Linked DNA regions of Homo sapiens: region 1 is linked to region 2. The links are chromatin loops, found by intact Hi-C in ENCODE. Cell type or tissue: chondrocyte. All regions are shown on one strand. Links, peaks and the distances in the headings refer to the core of each region. The heading gives the core; the rest is flanking DNA.

Region 1 (2,914 bases), core at 148-2,647, 220 kb after region 2:
AATAATGATACTACACCCATCTCATAGACAGTGGGAGGATTAAATGAATAAATGTAGGCAAATCACTTAGGACAGCATCTGGCAAATAATAAGCACTACGTGTTGTTATGGAAGAATTTGTCTTGGGTTCTAGAGTATCTTGGTGTCAAGCAATTCCTTAAAGGAATTTCAAGTATCAGCAAGAAGACAGAGGGCTATGTGGGAAGGGTTTACACTGTCTCTAAAATCAAAACCTTCACCTGTATATGAACAGCCTGACCATAACCTGAATATTACCCTTTTAGTGTACCTGCTCTGCCAAATACTTCCCTAAAATATGAGCCAAGAACCAGTCTGGCTGGTGAGGGCCTTGTTACCTGACTGCTAAGGGAAAAAAGGTCATACATCCCACTATCACTGGCCTCTGCCTCTGCCATCTGGCACCTGTAGATCCCCCTGCCCACACAGGCTGGAGCCCCTCTCTTCTCTCACTGACCCATGAGACACACTTACCACTCCATCAAATCCTATTTAAAGACTTATGAAGTGATCAGCACCAATAATGCTAGATGCTAGATTCAAACTACAGGATAACTATTTTACAGACGGCCAAACTGAGGTTCAGGAAAATGAAATCAATGGTTCCCAAACACCAGTCCAAGAACTGTTGCCAGTCCTTGTGGTGATGTTTTCACCAGTCTTCAGCCAAACTGGAAAAATAAGACTAAAAGCTTTAAGTTTTTCATACACCCGAAATTATTCTATTTTTAAATTGTGAGGTTATGTCCTATCTTCCCTTCTGTGTATACGGAAAAGATATCAAAATGACCCTTCTTTTGTAAAATGATATTGATAGGAGCTGGAATTTGAAACTAGATCACTGACTTTCACCGTCTCCTATTACACTATTTTAATTACTTCTAAATTTTTTTTTTTTTTTTTTTTGAGACGGAGTCTCGCTCTGTCACCCAGGCTGGAGTGCAGTGGCACAATTTCAGCTCACTGCAGCCTCCGCCTCCTGGATTCAAGCAATTCTCCTGCCTCAGCCCCCTGAGTGGCTGGGATTAAAGGCGCATGCCACCATGCCCAGCTAATTTTTGTATTTTCAGTAGAGACGGGGTTTCACCACGTTGGCCAGGCTGGTCTTGAACTCCTGACCTAGTGATCTGCCCGCCTTGGCCTCCCAAAGTGCTGGGATTACAGGTGTGAGCCACTGCGCCTGGCCCACTTTTAAATATTTTTAAATGACTTTAATTTTAAATTCAACAATTATTAAACAATCGTTTATAAATATTTTAAATTGTATAACATAATACACTTAAAATATCTTCAAATAAAACTCGGCCCATGGCTGACTCTTCATGGTATCCTAGGCAGGGTTAAAAACTCAAATCCTCACACGGATAGGCAGGTTACAATTTCAAGAAGTAGATGGGAAAAAAAAAGAAACATTCGCAAGTCCCTAAATGTAGGATTTAAGGGCGCATGTCTCCCCCTGCTGGTTGTGGTGGTAGGAAACCGAACCTAGACCACAATGGTACTGGGGAGAACTTGAATTGGAAAGGACCCTACAGCAAGAAGAATAGGTGCTTCAGAACCCACTATCCATCACAGGGTCCTTACCCCATCCATCATAGGGTCCTTACTCCAACCAAGAGTAAAGAGAGTAAAGTGAGTGAAGGTTAAAGAATTCGTGGCACCAGTAAACTATCAATAGATGCTGATTTACAAATCTTGGTAAATTAATAGGAAAGGAAGAAAAACGTTTACGGTGGTTTAGCTACATAAAAATATTCACTATCAATCTTCATGAATTGCTTATTCTGTATATCTAATTATATAGAATCATAGCATAAAATAATCATAAAAATTATGCCTATCATTAGTCTTGATTCATTTGGTTCCATTACAATACTTGTCTGAAGCTTAAGTTATTGGTACAGCATGGCTGTCTGCTCAAGATGTAGGTAAAGTCAAGGAAGTTTGGTTTATTTGCCCCTTCGGAGGACTAAGAGGGCCTCATGCTTTCGCATATTTCACTGATTCTTTTTTGCTTGGTATGCATTATCCCCTCACCTGCTTCCATTATTGCAAACCCAACTTTCAAGCTGTCTTTAAAGCTTTACCTGCTGGTCTCTTTCTACTCCAACAACCGAAAAAGAAAGTTTTTTTTTTCTCCCTTAATGTTATTGTTTTGTTCAGAATCTTTTGGTAGTTATCCCATTCTCTTTCATATTGCTTATTACATCATGTCTTATTTCCCATATCAGATTGTAAGTTATTTGAAGGCAGACTTTTATTCTTTTTTTTTTTGAATTTTATTTTTGTTTTGTTTTTTATTTAAGTTCAGGGATACGTGTGCAGATTCGTTACATAGGTAAACTTGTGTCATGGCGGTTTGTTGTACAGATGATTTCGTTACCCAGGTATTAAGCCTAGTATCCATGCTGCTGTTTTTTAAATTTTTTATTTCCATAGGTTTTTGGGGAACAGGTGGCATTTTGGTTATATGAGTAAGTTCTTAAGCGGTGATTTGTGAGATTTTGGTGAACCCATCACCTGAGCAGTATACACTGCACCCAATTTGTAGTCTTTTATCCCTCACCCCCTTCCCACCCTTTCCCCTTGAGTCCCCAAAGTCCACTGTATCATCCTTATGCCTTTACATCCTCATAGCTTAACTCCCACTTATGAGTGAGAACATACGATGTTTGGGTTTCTATTCCTTAGTTACTTCACTTAGAATATAAGTCTCCAATCTCATCCAGGTTGCTGCAAATGCCATTAATTCATTCCTCTCATAGTTTATTTATTTGCCCCTTCGGAAAACTAAGATAGGACCACACCTCATGCTTTTGCTTATTTCATTGATTCTTTTTTTGCTTTGTGTGCGTCGTACTCTCACCCACTTCCATTACTGCAAATCCAACTTTTA
Region 2 (2,914 bases), core at 162-2,661:
CCTCAGGCGACCAGGCCTGCCTTGCCAAGTGGGGGCTTGGGATTTGTTTTGTTTTGTTTTAAACAAAAGAACACAATGACTGGCAAGGCCAGCCTGTGCCCTAAACACGAACTCCTGCCCAGTGGCCTTGAACCATTCTTCAAGAAGCAGGTGTCCTGGAGGGGAGGGAACCCAAGGGCAGCTGGGGTGAGGCTGCCCCAGGCCCGGGAGCTCCTTTTATGGAAGGTCATCCAGGGAACCCTCAGAGGGCTTTGGCTTGTGTTGCCACCACCCTAGGCAGTCTGTGGATGAAACAGAGTGACTGGCTAAATGCTGTGGGGTCCAGGCTACCTGAGACATGATTTGTGCTTGTGTGGATGTGTTATTTGATGATAAAGAATATAGTTGGTCTTCTTCCCGGTTCTTGGCACAGAGCTTCAAAACCCTTGTAATTTCCTGAGAGATGAAAATCTTTGTTATGCTAAAGAGGTGGCTCAGGGTGGACCCCTAGATCACTTTAGGCAGGTGCTGGTCACCAGAAAGACCACCCACAGGATTAGAGGTTGGTACTTTTGGCCAATAGACTTCCAGGAAGGAGAGAGGGGGCTGGAGATTGAGTTTAGTCATGTGGCCAGTGTTCACTCAAGCAAGCCTAGGCAATGAAACCCCAGTAAATACTCTGCACACTGAGGCTCTGCAGAACTCCCTGGTTGGTGAACACATTGAGATGCCAGAGGCTGGCGATCCCTGATTCCATGGGAAGAGAACATGGAAGCTCTGTGCTCCCTCCCAGACCTTGCCCTCTGTCACTGTTCGTGTGCCTGTTCCCGAGCTGTATCTTTGTAATAAAGCTGTGATTTTATAAGCACAGTATCGTGCTTTCAGTGAGCTTTGAGTCATTCCAGCAAATTATCAAAACTGGGGAAGCAGTGGGGATGCTCAAATTTGTAGCTGGCTGGTCAGAAGTGCAGGTGGTCTGGGTGCCCAACTTGCAGCTGGTACTGAAACAGAGGCAGTTTTGTGGAGGACTGAGCCCGAAAACTAAAGTCTGCTGCCAACCCTAGGGGGGTTAGTGTCAGAACTGAATTGCGGTTACTCCTGTTGGTATTCCTCCAGGTGGGATGGAAATGGAGCACATGTACACAGCAGCATACTCGCATTTGAATTTCAGAGATGAGGTGTGTGTGCTCCAATGTGCCCATGCCCCAAAAGAGGGGCTTGTCTGTGAGCTAAGTCCAAGCCCCTCCTGCTTTCTGACCTGTGTCTAACAACCCTGATTCAGTGCAGCCACTCCCGGCTGTACCTCTGCTTTCCCAGCAGAGGGTGCTCCAACCCCACAAGTACCCCATCTCCATAGCCTTTCCCAGCTCCCTAAGGCTCAGTTGAGATGCACAGAAGAAAATAGGACCCCACACTGGCTCAGGGAAATCAAATTCTTATTAGGTGCCCTCAGAAAAGCAGCAATGCAGCCAGCTTCAGTGACACAGATTGCACCAGGGGAGCCTGGGCCATAGCCTTCAGCCTCCCTGCGACGTCCAGGTTCTGTGGGAGCTGAGCTTATACAATTTAGGGGCCCTCTTTAAAAAAAAAATACAGCCAGGTGCGGTGACTCACGCCTGTAATCCCAGCACTTTGGAAGGCAGAGGCGGGTGGATCACCTGAGGTCAGGAGTTCTAGACCAGGCTGGCCAACATGGTGAAACCGTGTCTCTACTAAAAATACAAAAATTAGCCAGGCATGGTGGCAGGCACCTGTAATCCCAGCTATTCAGGGTTGGGGGGCAGGAGGCACCGAGGCAGGAGAATCACTTGAACCCGGGAGGCAGAGGTTGCAGTGAGCTGAGATGGCACCATTGCACTCCAGCCTGGGGGACAAGAATGAGACTTTGTCTCAAAAAAAAAGAAAAAAATACAAATTCACAAATACAATGTTAGGGATAGAAAGTGGATGTTTAGAATGAGGGGGAAGAATCACAACAAATGACACATTTTCTTAAAGCTGACAAGACCATAAGCATCAAATCCCCCCAGGGCCTTGGAAGGGGCCTCACTGCAGTGCAGGTCCCTGCAGCTTGAGTTTTTTTAGCTTCTCAGCAACTCTGGCCCACCTGCCACATCTAGTAGCTGCAGGAAGGGAAGTCCAGGCAAGCAACCAGACACCTTCTGAATACAACTACAACCTTGCGAGTAGCTTGTCTATTTCTCCACGCCTCTCTCTTCTTCCCTGTCCTTGGAGCAGCCAGCTGTGGTCACATAATAAACGTGGGTGAGATGCTATCCCTTCCTTCCCTCTCTGTCAAACCCAGGAGGCTGCCACCCACCCCCTCTGATTTTGAGGAGTGTGAGGCAGTTCTTTGGGCTTCTCTCTCCTTGAGTCCTTGCCCCACAGTGGGTCTTCAGTCTACTAAGTGTTATTTCAAGACTGTAGGCCGGGCGTGGTGCCTCATGCTTAGTAATCCCAGCACTTTGGGAGGCCAACGCGGGCGGATCACGTCAGGAGATCGAGACCACCATGAAACCTCGTCTCTACTAAAAATACAAAAAATTAGCCGGGCATGGTGGCGGGCGCCTGTAGTCCCAACTACTCGGAGAGGCTGAGGCAGGAGAATGGCGTGAACCTGGGAGGCAGAGCTTGCAGGGAGCCGAGATCGTGCCACTGCACTCCAGCCTGGGCGACACAGCAAGACTCTGTCTCAAAAAAAAAAAAAAGAAAAAGAAAAAAAAGACTGTAAAACCCACAGCCCCAAAATGCCTTTCCCAAGTGCACTGTGATGCAAGAAATAACCCCTTCTAGAAATTAGTAGGGAAAAAACAGAAGGCAAATTATCTGGGGTAAAGGGGGAGAATGCACATTTATTTATACCAAAGTGTAAATGACTTCACTGACATTCAGTAAATACTTATTAAGGGCTCTCTGTGTGTCCTGTGCTGTGTGG

The links. A loop is a pair of places that touch in the nucleus more often than their neighbours do. Peaks named below come from ENCODE experiments on the same cell type or tissue, not always from the same donor. Only the 100,000 strongest peaks of a DNase experiment are listed, where the experiment ranks them.
Region 1: it touches region 2 in a loop (7-fold over the local background); 42 of 110 quality-filtered maps call a loop at or near these places.

Annotation. Positions count from the first base shown.
Region 1 is chr14:77,093,393-77,096,306 of GRCh38, forward strand. No RefSeq gene overlaps it. Among named protein-coding and RNA genes, the nearest start is that of CIPC, 3.4 kb to the right of the region's middle. In chondrocyte, for the core only: CTCF peaks have their summits at 1,484 (motif pointing left) and 1,686; no DNase peak of the experiment used is centred there.
Region 2 is chr14:76,874,895-76,877,808 of GRCh38, forward strand. No RefSeq gene overlaps it. Among named protein-coding and RNA genes, the nearest start is that of LRRC74A, 50 kb to the left of the region's middle. In chondrocyte, for the core only: CTCF peaks have their summits at 1,303 (motif pointing right) and 1,526; no DNase peak of the experiment used is centred there.